Regions from separate parts of the Homo sapiens genome. Here region 1 is linked to region 2. The links are chromatin loops, found by intact Hi-C in ENCODE. Cell type or tissue: ascending aorta. All regions are shown on one strand.

The links. A loop is a pair of places that touch in the nucleus more often than their neighbours do. Peaks named below come from ENCODE experiments on the same cell type or tissue, not always from the same donor. Only the 100,000 strongest peaks of a DNase experiment are listed, where the experiment ranks them.
Region 1: it touches region 2 in a loop (4-fold over the local background); 2 of 110 quality-filtered maps call a loop at or near these places.

What each region holds. Positions count from the first base shown.
Region 1 is chr5:130,286,159-130,294,158 of GRCh38, reverse strand. No RefSeq gene overlaps it. Among named protein-coding and RNA genes, the nearest start is that of CHSY3-AS1, 380 kb to the right of the region's middle. In ascending aorta, no CTCF peak of the experiment used is centred here; a DNase peak (open chromatin) is centred at 4,888; H3K4me3 peaks cover 453 bases; H3K27ac peaks cover 1,415 bases.
Region 2 is chr5:129,896,225-129,904,224 of GRCh38, reverse strand. CHSY3-AS1 (CHSY3 antisense RNA 1) reads left to right here. Exons shown (of 3, transcript XR_002956248.2): 2 at 4,716-4,764. It also overlaps a transcript of CHSY3 not described here. Among named protein-coding and RNA genes, the nearest start is that of CHSY3, 4.2 kb to the left of the region's middle. In ascending aorta, a CTCF peak has its summit at 4,555 (motif pointing left); a DNase peak (open chromatin) is centred at 1,234; H3K4me3 peaks cover 639 bases; H3K27ac peaks cover 1,265 bases.

The DNA of each region.
Region 1 (8,000 bases), 390 kb before region 2:
GCTGTATATAAATTATCTGCTATAGTAACAATTCTGTGTGGTAGGTGTTTTATTTCCATTTCTCATATGGAGAAATTGAGTTCCAAGAGGTCATAGAAGACTTTCTCTGACAGTCATGAATAAGCTAACTTCTGCTGAATAATGTACTCATTAAAGGTGTAATAGAAAACGAGGTTTCTGTGAATTGAAAGCCAATGTACTTAAATACTACTCTATATCAACTACCAAATAATAGTATCTAGCATAAAGCAATTGTTCAGCAATTGTCACCATCATTGCCATTATTAACATTCCCCCAGCTTTATTAAGATATAATTGACAAATACAAATTGTATGTATTTGCACTGTACAATGTGATATTTTGACATATGCATACAATGGGAAGTTATTAAATCAAACAAAATTACATAGCCATTACTTCACATACTTGTCTTTTTTAGTGGTAAGAAATTTAATGTCTACTCTCTTAGCAATTTTCAAGTATACAATACATTATATTAACAATAGTTATCATGCCATATAATAGATCTTCATAACTTATTCATCCTGTCTGAGACTGTACTTTTTGACCAATAGCGCTCATTCTCCACCTGTCCTATCCCCCAGCCTCTGACAGCCACCACTCTACTCTCTGCTTCTATGAGTTCAACTTTTTTAGATTTCACAAGCAAGTGAGATCATACAATATTTGTCTTTCTGTGTCTGGTTTTTCACTTAGCACAAAGTCCTCCAGTTTCATCCATGCTGCAAATGACAAGACTCACTTCTTTTTAAAGGCTTAATAGTAGTCCACTGTGTGTATGTGTGTGTGTGTGTCTGTGTGTATCTGTGTGTGTGTCACATTTTCTCTTTATACATATGTCTGTTGGGGGAAACTTAGGTTGATTCCTATCTTGGCTGTTGTAAATAATGTTTGCAATGAAAATGGGCGTGTAAATATCTCTTTGACATGCTGATTTCATTTTTATTTTATAAATCCCCAGTAGTGGGATTTCTGGATCATATGGTAGTTCTGTTTTTAGTTTTACCTTCCCACCAACAGTATGTGAGTGTTATCTTTTCTACACATCCTTGGCAATACTTATTATCTTCCATCTTTTTGATAACAGCCATCATAACAGGTGTGAGGTGATATCACTGTGTTTTTAATTTGCATTTTCCTTATACTTGGTGACGTTGAACTTTTTTTTTTCATACACCTGTTAGCCATTTGTGTGTCTTCTTTTGACAAATATCTGTTTTTGGTTCTTTGCCCACTTTTTAGATTGAGTAATTTTTTGTCTTGCTGTTGAGTTATTTGAGTTTGGTCTTGTCCATTTTGTGTGCTATCAAGGAACACCTGGGGCTGAGTAATTTATGAAAAAAAAGTTTATTTGGCTTACTATTCTGATGGCCAGAAAGTTCAAGATTGGACATCTGCATCTAGTGTGGATCTTAGGCCACTTGCACTTACAGTGGAAGGCACAGGGGAGTGTTTGGGCAGAGGTGCAGGAGAGAGAGAAAGGGAAAAGGTTCCAGGATCTTTCTAACAGCCAGATCTCTCAGGAGCAAAAGAATGAGAACTCACTCACCCCCATGGGAGGACATTAATCTGTTCATGAGGAATTCACCTCATGACCTAAACACCTCCCATTAGGCCCCACCTCCAACACTGGGAATTAAATGTCAACATGAGGTTTAGAGGACAAACATCAAAGCCATAGCAAGTCTCTTATATATTTTGGATATTAACCCCTTATCAGTGGTTAATATTTTTTCATTCTGTATGTTTTCTTCCATTCTGTAGGTTTTCTTTTCCCTCTATTGTTTTCTTTGCTGTGCAAAAGCTTTTTAAAGTTTGTTGCAATCCCATTTGTCTATTTTTGCTTTTGTCACTTATGCTTTTGGGATCATATTCAAAAAATCTTTGCTTAGACTAAATTTCAAAAAGTATTTTTTTCCTGTTTTTCTCCTAGTAGTTTTACATGTTCAGGTCTTATGTTTAAGTCTTTAATCCATTTTTAGTTGGTTTTTGTGTATGGTGTGAGATAAGGGTCTAATTTCATTCTTCTGCACATGGATTTCCAATTTTCCCAATCTCATTTATTGAAAAGACTGTTCTTTTCTCAGTTTGTGTTCTTGGCACCTTTGTTAAAGATCAATTGGCTGTAAATGCATGGATTTATTTATGGGCTGTCTTTCCTGTTCCATTCATCTATATATCTGTTTTTATGCCAGTATCTTGTTTTGAATACTATAGCCTTGTAATATATTTTGAGATCAGGTGGGGTAGTGTCTCCAAATTTGTTTTTTTGTTGTTGTTGTTCAAGTTTTTTTTTTTTTAATATCTGGGGTTTTCTGTGGTTTCATAGGAATTTCAATTTTTTTTCTATTTCTGTGATAGTAAAATGTTTAATAATCACAGACAAAATCATCAGGAACACTGAGTTATGGTAAGAGTCTATAAAGATATTTCATTGTATAATATCAAGGATATTCAAGTGACTTTTTGGAAAGAATTTTACAAAAGCCAATCACATTGGCAAATTAGAGTGCATTTCCCTTCTTAATTTCAGAAATCATTTATATGGATGTTGTAAATTAATAAACATATCCTAAACTTTAGCAGCATATCAGAATAAAACTCCCTAGAGTGTTCTTTCAAGAAAGAGCATTAAATTGCAGAATCATTAGTTAATTTTTTTTTTTTTTTTTTGGTGACTGAATCTTGCTCTGTCGCCCAGGCTGGAGTGCGGTGGCATGATCTCGGCTCACTGCAAGCTCCGCCTCCCGGGTTCAGGCCATTCTCCCGCCTCAGCCTCCCGAGTAGCTGGGACTACAGGCGCCCGCCACCATGCCCGGCTAATTTTTTGTATTTTTAGTAGAGATTGGGTTTCACTGTATTAGCCAGGATGGTCTCAATCTCCTGACCTCGTGATCCACCTGCCTGGGCCTCCCAAAGTGCTGGGATTACAGGCGTGAGCCACCATGCCCAGCCCATTAGTTAATTTTCTTTTTTTTTCTTCTTTTTTCTTTTTTTTTTTTTGTGATGGAGTCTTGCTCTGTCGCCCAGGCTGGAGTGCAGTGGCGTGATCTAGTCTCACTGCAAGCTCCGCCTCCCGGGTTCATGCATTCTCCTGCCTCAGCCTCTCGAGTAGCTGGGACTACAGGCGCCCCCCACCACGCCTGGCTAATTTTTTGTATTTTTAGTAGACACGGGGTTTCACCGTGTTAGCCAGGATGGTCTCCATCTCCTGAACTCGTGATCCACCCGCCTCGGCCTCCCAAAGTGCTGGGATTACAGGCGTGAGCCACCGCGCCTGGCCTAGTTAATTTTCACACATAACTTCATTGTGTGAGAAGCAGAGGAAAGTCATTTAATTTGTAAAAGTGATAAATTACTTCAAAATTGAATGAATCAGTATGCACACATTTCAGAAAGAATGCAGCTCAAATCTTCAATAGACTTAGATCCCTTTATAAAAACAAGGATATCCATTATCTTTAATTTAGTGAAACATCAAATATTTTCTGTTAAGTCATATTTATTCCTCAAGTAGCTTTGGAAAGCAATTGGCTATTAAAATAATATCCATTTCTTTGTATCCCGTTGATGGTAACTGTAGCAAAGGACTGATTTGTTTGACTTCTTAGACTATTTGGATAGCTAAACATAATGATCAGAAATTTTTGAAAACACATTGGGAAAATAAGTTTTCTCCTTAAACAAAGTAAATGACAGTACACTGTCTTTGGAACTATGCCAAGTTTTCTTACAATGTTTACTAAAGAGGGTTTCCTGAGTTTCCAGTTGGTTGTTCCAAACATAAACTTTATTTGTTCCTACCTAGAGGAGTTACTGATGCACCTGCGGCCATGTACCCAGTCATGCTGCCTGTTCTCCACACAGCTTGACTGGCAGCATAAAGACCCATGCAAGCAGATGTGACCAGCTGCATGCTGAGACTGAGATGTAGAGAGTAGGAAGGCAGATAAGGCATCAGCCATGTGCAAATTTTCCCTGTAGCACTTTGAAGTCTTTGAGTTTGCCATAGTTTTTAAAATTAGACTATATAGTCAATTAGAGATCATTATTACATGTTTTTTTTTTCATAGTGCTCTTGGTTGCTCCTCAGATAAAATGACCATCCATATGGCAATAGCCTCACCCAAGGCCAGATGGCTTATTGCAGGGATTGGGAACCAACAATCTTTTGCTTAAAGAGGCACTTAAATTTTTTCAAAATGACACAGCCCTAGGAAAAATCTTTTTATGGAATATCTCCAACTTCCCTGTTTGCAAGCACCTCCCTGTTCTCTATGAATAGCCTATTTCCTCAAGCCTCTTCCACACCCACTCAGTTTGCAGCCTCTGTTTAGACTTGCGTTGTGCTGACTATCAATAAATTCTTCCTAAGGTGTTTTTTACAGTGGGCTTATTAGGGTGATAACCTATACAGAAAATTCTTTGACTATTCCTTCCGCTGACAAAAACCTGTTGCTTGGGGGTAATGAAGCAGGCTTCTGTCACCTGTGCCAATGGATCAGCTCCACTCACTTGGCATTTTGTGAGATGACTCTGGTATCACTGCTACCTTCCTCTTGATCACAAAGAGAAAAAGAGAAATTCTCCTGTTTTCTACTCGTGGAAACAAAATAAATGAAGAATTTTATTTCTGCTGAGTTTTTACAAACCCACTAACTATCATAGTTTTGTGTAAGGAGGAAATCCGCCACCTACTTCGGCAATACCTTGCACTAACCCCCTGCATTCCTTAGAATGATAGTCACTGCTCTAAGCAATCACTCAGGCTAAATTTGGAAATTCATTCATTTGTGTAGCTTTTCTGGGGTTGTTTTAACAACTGTGATGCAGTAGTGCCAGTGATTTGGGGTTTCAACATAATTGCACTCTGGGGAATTACCTGGGGACCTGGACTATGTCAGATTTACCGGCTTGATCCAACTGGAATATGGAAAGCTTGTCTGAACTACAGTGCACACATACACACTCACACACACACACACAAATGCCTGTGCCAGAGCATGTGTCTGTGCATATGTAAGGTAATGGAGTTGGGTTATTATAACAACTAACACATTTGTTACTTTAAACTATCTTTTAAAATTTTTTTCTCGTCTAGGGTCTGCTGAAGAAAGCAGAACAGTTTAGCTCACATCCTGCTCTATAAATATTAAGTCTATAAATTAGAGAATTAATTCAGGCTAAAGAAAAGAATCAGATTCAGTAAGTGAATTGAAATTGTATATTTTATAATTTATAAAATTTAAAGTATTTTTATAATTTCATATAATCATCATAATAACTAATCTTTATTTAGTTTTATAATGTGCCAGGCACTATGCTAAGTGCCAGACATAAAATAACTCATCTGTTGACTTCAGTAACTTTGTGAGGTAGATCTTATTATTATCCTTATTTTAAAAATAAAGACATAAGCTCGGAGATGTTAAGTCCTTTGCCGCAAATACAGAGCAAAAAAGTGGCAGAGCTGGGATTGGAACACAGGTATTCTGGACCCCAAAGTTAAGGCTTATACAGGATCTAAACATTTTGCCTCTCTGGTGGTACTTTGCACTGTTTTCCCCCGTGAATCTCTGTGTCCCAGCCACCCTGGCCTTTATTCAGTTTCTCATGCTCTTCCTGTGCCTTCACACTTATCAGGTTCTCTCTATGTAATGTTCCTACTCTTGGATGTGCCCCATTATAATTGTTTATAATCATACACTTATTGTGATTATTTGATTAATTTCTTTTCCTTCACTAGGCAAGGTCAAGTACCATGTCTGCTTAGCTCACTATTATTTTAGAGGAGACACTATGAAGTGGTGTTCAAAAGCCTGGGTTCTGACTTCACGATGTTATGTTACCATATATGTTTTCTAACTTCTCTTTCACTCAATTTTCTTATCTATAAAATGGGGAAAGCGACAATATAGACTTCAGGGAGTTATTGAGGTGTAAATGAGTAAAAGAGCAATAAAGTATTTAAACTCTTTCCTAGTACCAGCAGGGCATAATAAGAATTAGCTATTATTATTTTTGTCTATTCCTGACACCTGCTATAGTGCTGGCTAGGTAGGAGGTACTCAACAAATATTTTTTGAATAAATGCATGCATGCATGCAAGAATTAATGAAAGACTAAATTTTTCTGGAGTTATCCCAATACCTATTCTGTTTGTATCACATCCAGCTTTGAGATTGCCTTCCAAAAACTAGCCAAGGATTAGTGCTACCTTGGTCCTGCATCAAAGAATGGACCTTGTCTCTTTGGATACTCTTGAAAAAATACCGAATTTGGAGTCCAGAATCCAGGGGCCTGGTCTCACAACTCATAAATGAAAGTTACCTCCAAATCAATTATCCAGCAGTGCATTTGTTCTCTAGCTCTCTGTTTGGTACTATAATCTTCAAAAAAAATTTTCTTTCAAGAAAGTGAGAATAAGAAAAACAATTAACCACATCTGGGCTCAGAATACCTCATGGGTATATTCAAAACTGCCTTACAGTTTTGAAACAATAGTAGTCCCTTCTTACAGCCACACTGTATATATGAAGCTTTCAGATCTATAATAACATACTGTTAGGTACTTACTATGTTTCAAGAACTTATCATACATAATCCTCAACCTTCAAAACAAGAATGCAGAGGAGATGTTTTTATTATTTCAATTTTATCAGGTAGAAAACTGAACTTCATAGAGATGAAGAAACTTGAGCAAATTCACACAGCCAGAGAAGAAAGGAGAGTGGTTTGAATACCACATTGCCTCATTTTATTCTTGTGCATTTTATTCCTTTTCAGTATTTTAAATTAGCACAAAATACCTCAAAAAGGAAAGATGACTGTTAAAAGGGTTACATTTTTAACATACTGAAGGCAATTAGTAAAGATGTTAAACAAAATTTTACCAGTAAGTGTGGTTTGCTTTCAAATGTCAAAGATAAAAATAATGCTAAAATATTTTTGGCATCTTTATTGGACATCATCGTTGGGAACAAGCTAACGCAATGGTTTTAGTCATGCTCCCTCAGGAACACAGCTAAGAATTAAGGACTAGATTAAATTTAGTGTGGAGCTACTGTATGCAGCTGTCTCTTATAAAGCAGATGTTATATCCTGTCATTGTCATCATTTTTGCAGAAAAGTACATTTTTATTGGCTCTAAAGTGTGAAAAAGTGAAATATTTCCTATACAGGAACCCTGGAAGCTGTCTGTCCAAGGAGAAGAGCCTATTCCCAAGCTGACTATATAGCAACACTAAAAGTATTTATTTATTCAAACTGAATCTTAAAGACCTATGATCAGTCTTTAGGTGGCCATATACACTCCAACAGGATTATAACCTGCCAGACAAGAATAAACTTCACCAGCAGGAGAAGAAGTAGGGAGAGATTCCAGGCAAGTGAGTTTTCCTTGTATTCCTCTAACTTGGAGTCAAATATGCATGGATGCTCAGAAATCCACTGACCAAGATGGCCTTAACATTCCCCTTAGCTTGACTAAACTTTAAACAGATTTATTCCTGACTATAAACCCCTGACCTCCATTTACTGAGAGCATCTAATTTAGGAAACTTGCAATTGTAGATTCTTTCTATTTCCCTTTTGAGATGTACATCTCCCAGCCTCTTGCCAGTTTTACACCCGAGGAATGTCTTTCTCTAGGACCTGGGAGCCACCCCTTTGAAAAAGGTGCCCCTTTTCCAAAAATAAGATAGTGCCCCTCTCTCTCAGTTTCGGTGGGAGGGTAGGAGTCAAACTTGGATAAGCGCAATTAGAAAACGCAGATGGCCTAATCACATGGACCAACCTCCCCCTCAACATCCTGTAGTACTTCTCCACTAGCTCACCCCAGTGCTTAAAAACTCTCCTGCATTTTTTCCCAGTAGAAGTTGAATTTGATCTCTCACTCCTATTACAATAGTCTTGACTTTCACTGTAATCGTTTTGAATAAAGTCTTCCTTGCCCGTTTAACTCTGGTACAATTTCTCT
Region 2 (8,000 bases):
GCCTCCGGCTTGCAGCGCCGACGCCCCCTCTTCCCTCCTCCCCCAGCTCTTGCTCTTCGTCCCATTTCCCGTCCCGTCCCGCCCCTCCGCTGGCCTCCCGACACTCGTGTCTGGGGGCTCTACTGGCCTCCTCCCGGCGCCTAGGCTCCGCTGACCTCATCGGCGGAGCTCGGGTCCGGGAGCCCCCAGCAAGTTCGTTGCTGTCCCACCGTGCTCTCCTCCCCCGGCCCACAGCCGGGTACGTCCTGGCGTGACCCTTACCACTCTGCCCCGCCCCAGGTCCGCCAGGGCGCCACTCTTCGCGTTTTCCGTCCTTTCCACGTTGTTCTTACCGCTGCCACTCCGCGCCTTCTCTCTCTAGTCGGTCACTTGTCAGGAAACCAAACGTCCCATCCCAGCACCTCTCCTCCCAGCCTAACTTCCCTCCTACCTGCATCGTCCACCAGCTCTCCTCAGTCCTTCACAGAAGCACCATTGTCGTTAGGGTCTCTCCTAAGAAAATCTCTGAGGGATTGGAAATACTTATCCTGAAAGGCTAAGGGAGTTGGTGGTGTGTGGGGGTTCAATCCCCAAAGAACGTAAAAATCCCATGTCCTCCACCTGTTGAGTTGGAAAATGTGGGGCTGCCTAATGGTCTCCCCCTCGGCTCTCCTGATGATATCTGTTCAAGAAATGAGAACTATGGTCTATTTTCAGTCTTGGTAGAAGATTGGCTCAGTGGGACTGGCAAATAGTGGAGAAATGGGCACACATTCACAGGGCCAATACCCTGAAGATCCAAACGAAAGAAATTCTTACCCCCACAAAATAAGTGAACTTAATCAAAAAATAAAATGGAGGATATGATTTTTATTCTTGCCTATGAACCGTTTTATTTTCTAAGGCAAAGACAGGAAAATTTTACCTCTCCAATGAGGGAGGAAAATTGTCCAGCAACAGAATCTCAAAAAAAGTTAAGCTGTATTGGCCAAAATCATTGTGCCTTAGTTACGTTAGGAAGAAATTACCTGAAGGTATATGATTTTTGAAGAAGGGAGCATTAACAAATTTCTCTCTAAAGGTTGTGCATAAAGCTATAGTCTGGGGTGCATTTGGCATCCCAAGTACTTCCTTCTCTTCAAATTTCAGTCTTCTGTTTTAGACATCAAACGCAAAGGGATGGTATTGAATGGCATTAGACATAATGGCTCGATCCAGCGAGGTGCTGGCAGCGTCCCTGGAACACTAGGCCTGCCTGGAGCCTTTGGAGGAATGGTTCTTTCCACACCGGTCCCTGGCTGTGCATGAGCACGTCTGACTAAATGTTTCATCTGCTGGACAATGAAGCTCCTTTTCCATGTCTAGGTTTTTCCCAGAGACACTTGGGAATACAGATTACTGGGCTCTCTCAAAGTTAAATTTTAGTTAGAATACAAAGCTAGTCAAACAGGCCCCTTCTGATTTTTAAATCGTCAAAGGCATTTTAAAATTTCTAGAATAGTACTATTCAATAGAACTTTCGCTATAATGGAAATTTTTTTTTATTTGTGCTGATAAGACAGTAGCCACATAAAATTATGGAGCATTGAAAGGTGACTAGTGTGATTGAAGAAATGAATTTTCATTTTATTTAATTTTAATTACTTTTTATTTAAATAGCCCCATGTGGCTAGGGGTTACCATGTAGGACAGCACATTTACAGAGGATTTCCTATTGCATATGGTCAACAGTAAAGGACAAATAAGTCCACCTACACACCAGTACCCTCTCCCCTGCAGTATTCAACTGGGCTTTATGGTAATGGATGCCATTCATATTGTTGATCTACAAAATCATTAATTCTCATTGGGCATAAATAACCCAATTCATCAACTGTTTGGAATATTTGGAGAGGAAGTTAATTTCATTCACTTATTCAACAAGTGTATATTAGAGATTAAACATTAGACAAGGTGGAAGGCTCTGGACATGGAGATGTCAACAAACTATTCAGTGCTTCCCATCATGAAGCTTATAGTGCATTGAAGAAGACACATTAAACATCACACTAGGAAATGAATTACAATGGTGATAAATGATATGAATAGAAATACAGAGTACTCTGAGAATATTTATAAGAGCATCTAATTTAGTATGGGAGTCAGGGAAGGCACTAGAAAAGATTCAGATAAAATGAAATCATTGAAGTGATATTACATATGAGACAAGTGACCTTGGGCAAGTTGTGAAAATTCTAAGTTTTTGATTTCTCATCTGTAAATTCATTTCTGTGAGGCTTTATTAATATACTATATGAAGTGCTTAACATAATGTTTAGTTCATTGTAAACACTTGGGAAATGTTCTCATTTTCTAATCCCTTCCCTTATGCTAAAACGTCTCTCTCATGGTATCTATCATCTTATTTTTATTACATTTCATCTTTTCATTTATTTAACAGATACTTATTTAGTATGTACTGTGAGGCAGACACTATCACTGAGAAAAAAAACGTAGACAAAACAAAGTCCTGACTTCATGGGACTTGTATTCTAAGAGGAGATTACACACACACACACACACACACACACACACACACACGCATGCATGTGTGTATATGAAGTATTTTTACATATAAAGAAATATCTGTAATATGTCGGTGTAAGTGTTTATTTAAAAAAAAGAGAAGGATAGTGAGTGTATTATGTGTTGGGTGAGGCCACTTAAAACTGATACGTCAGGAAAGTTCTTTCTGATACTTTTAGCAGAAAACAGAAAAAAGTGAGGAAACTAATCCTGAAGATATCTGAAATAATACTTTTCAAGGAGAAGGAGTAGCTAACACAAGTCTTTGACACAGACATGGCATATTGAGACGCAGCAGAGGCCAAAGTAGATTGGAAAAAGGAGGAAGCGGATGACTTGTTGATAATTTAGGTCAGTGCTGAATAGAATTATAATGTGAGCCACAACTGCAAGATATATAATTTAATTTTTTTCTAGAAGCCTCATTTAAAAACAGGTGAAATTGATTTTCATACTTTTTATTCAACTTAATATACCCAAAATATCGGGAGATATTTTACATCCTTTTTATTAGTACTAATTTTTCAAAACCATTGTGTGCTCATCACTTACAGCACACCTGAATTCAAACTAGCCACATTTCCAATGTTCAATAGACACAAGTGGCTAGGGACTACCATATTGGACAGTGCATATATAGATCCTTGCAGACATTCATAAAGACTTTGGCTTTTATTCCGAGTGACAATGAAGCTGTTGTGTAGAGTAGTGATCTGGTTTTTATTTATTGTTTACAAAGATCATTCTAGCTCCTATGGGGAGAAAATAAACTGCAGTGGGACAAGGGTAGAATTAGAGAAAACATTTAAATCTTTATTGAAGTGACCTCATCACTTGAGAATAGAAGGGAAAAAACAAGCCTCTTTTTTTTTTCTTCCTGCACAGTGTCTGCCCCTTTCCTTATTTGTAATAAGTAGAAGCTTTGGGAAAAGATTTTTATGTAAATTTAATTTTATATGTATTCAGATTCCTGTTATTTGTGGGTGTTATTTGTGGGCGTTTCCCAAAGTCAGTGAAGTAATTTTCTCATCTCACTTTAGTTCTGAAGATACATGACTTTTAGAGGAGGTAATTTTCTGGGAAATCTCTATCAAGAACTCACTTTTTTATTTTCAAAACATTAAGTAATAAGTTATAGGAATAATTTTTAAAAATGTCAATTGGATGTAAGGGTTGTTGAGGAGGAAATTTTCATGGAACTAACATTGAAGAAAAATAAACATAATTGCATACCAAAATATAATAAAAATCTATATACTGTGTTAGAGGAAAGAATACACAAATATAGGTAATTCTATAATAATAACTCTGGAAAAAATGTCTCATATAGTTGCTGTTCTTATCTAAGCAAGAATGTGCCAATAAGTATACTTGTGAACCATCTCATAAAATCTCTGTGAAGCACCTCTATAGTGGATTTTGAGAAAAAAGCAATAATAAAATCCTTCTAAAATTATAATAGTTTACAAAGAAAATTACAAAACTGATTTTCTGTCTTTCCTAAACCCTTTAACTATTTCAAATATGTCCATATTAGACTACAGTAACATATGAATTATTTGCCACCTTCTCTGAGCTGTAGCTACTGGAACATAAGGTATCATCTGGATTCACAGTGAAGACAGATTTCTTCTTGTAGAGATTGTGTTCCTGTGGCTTTGGAAAGACTTTAATGTCAACCACCCCAAGACAAAGTCTGCTATACTTAGCAGAGAGTCTTTGAGCAAACTGCTCTAATGGGACTACATTAGATATTAAAACTAATTGGAAAAGGTTACTAATAACTTTAAAATCACAGAAAAGGCGCAAGTGACTTTAAAGGGTGGAATCATTCTTTGATCATTTATGAAAGTAAAAGGTCAATATATACATGAATGTTCAGTTTATGCTTCTGTTACAAGGTATAATCAAGATTAGGCTTGTACTGACACTTTGAATCAGGATTTTACTAAGCTATTTTGAATGTTATCATTTTTTCTTGACAGATCAAGGCTGAGTTAATTTCATTTGTGTGAAGCAACTGTGGCATCTAGTGGTTAATAATCATAATGGTAATTCAGTTTGTTCCTAAGGGATAAATTGTGTTACAAAATATTTTTATATTGCCAAGGAGTATTATAATCAGAGGGACATAATAAGATAACAATTTGATTCTATTTTTATTTTCTCAGAAATCAGCATGAGAAGATGATCAAAATTCATATATTGAAACATGAAAAGGTAAATTATTTATGGCATATCATAAAACTATGTAAGTTTCAGAGCCTGGTATTAATCTGCATTTAATCACCATGAAAATATTCCAGTAAATTTTTTTACACTGAGCAGATTTGATGCTACCAAAGGTTTATTAATCAAGAATTACTTTTTAGGTATGATAATGCTATTGTAGCCTTGTTTTTTTATACAAAGAGTCCTTATTTTCTGAAATACATACTGAAATGTTTATAGATAAAATGGTATGATATCTGGGATTTAAATATATGGGATGGAGGGAGGTGCTAAATGGATGTAGATGTGAATAGGGTCTGATTGGCCAGGTATTGATTACTATTAGGGTAGGTAATTATCTTCAGATAAATTTGGATCTCTATAATAAAAAGATTTTTAAAAAATACTTCATTTGTTTAAGGTCAGAACATACTCTTCATTTATTTTCTGTAGATTTACCTAACCAAGATATGGTCCACTTGTTTAAACAATCAGTGAGAAGATCAATTGAGGAGGAAAGAATGAAACTCCTCCTGTCACTTAGGAAAGGGTCAAAAAGCAATCAATTGAAATAAAAACATCCACTTCTTCCAGCCCTTCTTGGCCCCATGACAGTCTGAGACATAAGCAAAATACTCGGTCAAGCTTTTACAAAGAAAAAGGGACTATTTACACATGAGAATTTTTTCGTAAGTAGTAATAGTCTCTGATTAGGTAATGGGCTGCAAAATCTCAAGTTCCTAATCACTAAACTGAATTTATGCTAAAAAAAAAAGATTTTTATTTTTAATTGCCTCCGTTCACTACTTTCCTAAAATATGAATAATCTCCAATTCAATATTTCCTATCTCGGAAAACTTAAAATAAAATGCATGTGCCACCTTCTTTCTGTTGCTTTAATTGTCAACCCTGTTAATTATTGGTTTCCTTTCCTGTCCCATAGATCTGTGCTGTTCAGTAGAGATATAATATTATCCACATATGTAATTTAAAATTTTTTAGTAGCCACATTTTACAAAGCAAGGACATGTGAAATTAATCTTACTAATATACTTTATTTTATTTTCCTTAATGTATCCAGTTCCAGTAGAGAGTAGAGTTGTGGGTATTCGAGGCTGGGAAGCATAAGGGGGAGGAGGAGGAGAACTTGCATAAAGGATTCAAAATTACAGCTAGATAGGAGGAATGAGTTTGGGTGTTCTGAAGCATCACAGGGTGAATATGGTTCATTATCATTTTTGTATATTTCCAAAAAGCTAGAAGAGAAGATTTTTGAATGTTCACAGCACAAAGAAAGGTAAAATGTTTCAGGTGATAGGTATCATATGCTAATTACCCTGATTTGATCATTATATATTATGTACATGTATTAAAATATCACTCTGTATCCCATAAATATATACAATTATTACATGTCAACTAAAACTAAACGGATGGGGGAAGCTAAAACATTTTTTAAATTAAAAAAATACCATTTCTGACTATTAAGCCTAAAAACATTTTAAATGACAGAGACAATTGGATTTCAGGATGTTTACAGGATTCATTGTGCTGCATTCCGAGATATCAACATATGAATACATTGCATATTTATACACATAAATATGTATGTATGTATGTGTTTACATACAGAAACACTATATATATGTGTGTGTGTGTATGTACATATAGAAACACACATATATACATTTCTTTATAACCACATATCATGACAAGTTAAACATAAGAGGAGAGATTAGGGGTCTTTCCTTTTCCGTAATGATTACTCTTATTTAAATTTTAGGATACCTTACTAGGATGTAGGAGAAGTTAGATACCATATCTCTCAACCCCGTGTCAAGGGGATATGGCTTAGGCTTAGCAAGTTGGGTATTCTATCTAAGATTTTGTATCTTGAGTGAATGAGACAGGAATAATTTATAATTCATCTTAAGGTGCTGCATACAGCAGTGGATTTTTATTTAAGTCTGTAGTGAACTAATAATGACACAAATATTTCAATAGTTATTTAAAGTAAGGATTTATGACTTTCAACAGAATATTGGCACCGGGAGAGCAGATTATTTTTCTGCAAGTCTTCAAAATTCTTGGGGGTGTTTGAAAATATAATTATTTTCTTTATGATGTTCTTTGAAATCAACAAGAACAAAGACACAACATACCAGAATCTCTGGGACACATTCAAAGCAGTGTGTAGAGGGAAATTTATAGCACTAAATGCCCACAAGAGAAAGCAGGAAAGATCCAAAATTGACACCCTAACATCACAATTAAAAGAACTAGAAAAGCAAGAGCAAACACATTCAAAAGCTAGCAGAAGGCAAGAAATAACTAAAATCAGAGCAGAACTGAAGGAAATAGAGACACAAAAAACCCTTCAAAAAATTAATGAATCCAGGAGCTGGTTTTTTGAAAGGATCAACAAAATTGATAGACCGCTAGCAAGACTAATAAAGAAGTAAAGAGAGAAGAATCAAATAGACGCAATAAAAAATGATAAAGGGGATATCACCACCGATCTCACAGAAATACAAACTACCATCAGAGAAGACTACAAACACCTCTACGCAAATAAACTAGAAAATCTAGAAGAAATGGATAAATTCCTCGACACATACACCCTCCCAAGACTAAACCAGGAAGAAGTTGACTCTCTGAATAGACCAATAACAGGTTCTGAAATTGTGGCAATAATCAATAGCTTACCAACCAAAAAGAGTCCAGGACCACATGGATTCACAGCCGAATTCTACGAGAGGTACAAGGAGGAACTGGTACCATTCCTTCTGAAACTATTCCAATCAATAGAAAAAGAGGGATTCTTCTCTAACTCATTTTATGAGGCCAGCATCATCCTGATACCAAAGCCTGGCAGAGACACAACCAAAAAAGACAATTTTAGACCAATATCCTTGATGAACAGTGATGCAAAAATCCTCAATAAAATACTGGCAAACCGAATCCAGCAGCACATCAAAAAGCTTATCCACCATGATCAAGTGGACTTCATCCCTGGGATGCAAGGCTGGTTCAATATATGCAAATCAATAAATGTAATCCAGCATGTAAACAGAACCAAAGACAAAAACCACATGATTATCTCAATAGATGCAGAAAAGGCCTTTGACAAAATTCAACAACCTTCATGCTAAAAACTCTCAATAAATTAGGTATTCATGGGACGTATCTCAAAATAATAAGAGCTATCTATGACAAACCCACAGCCAGTATCATACTGAATGGGC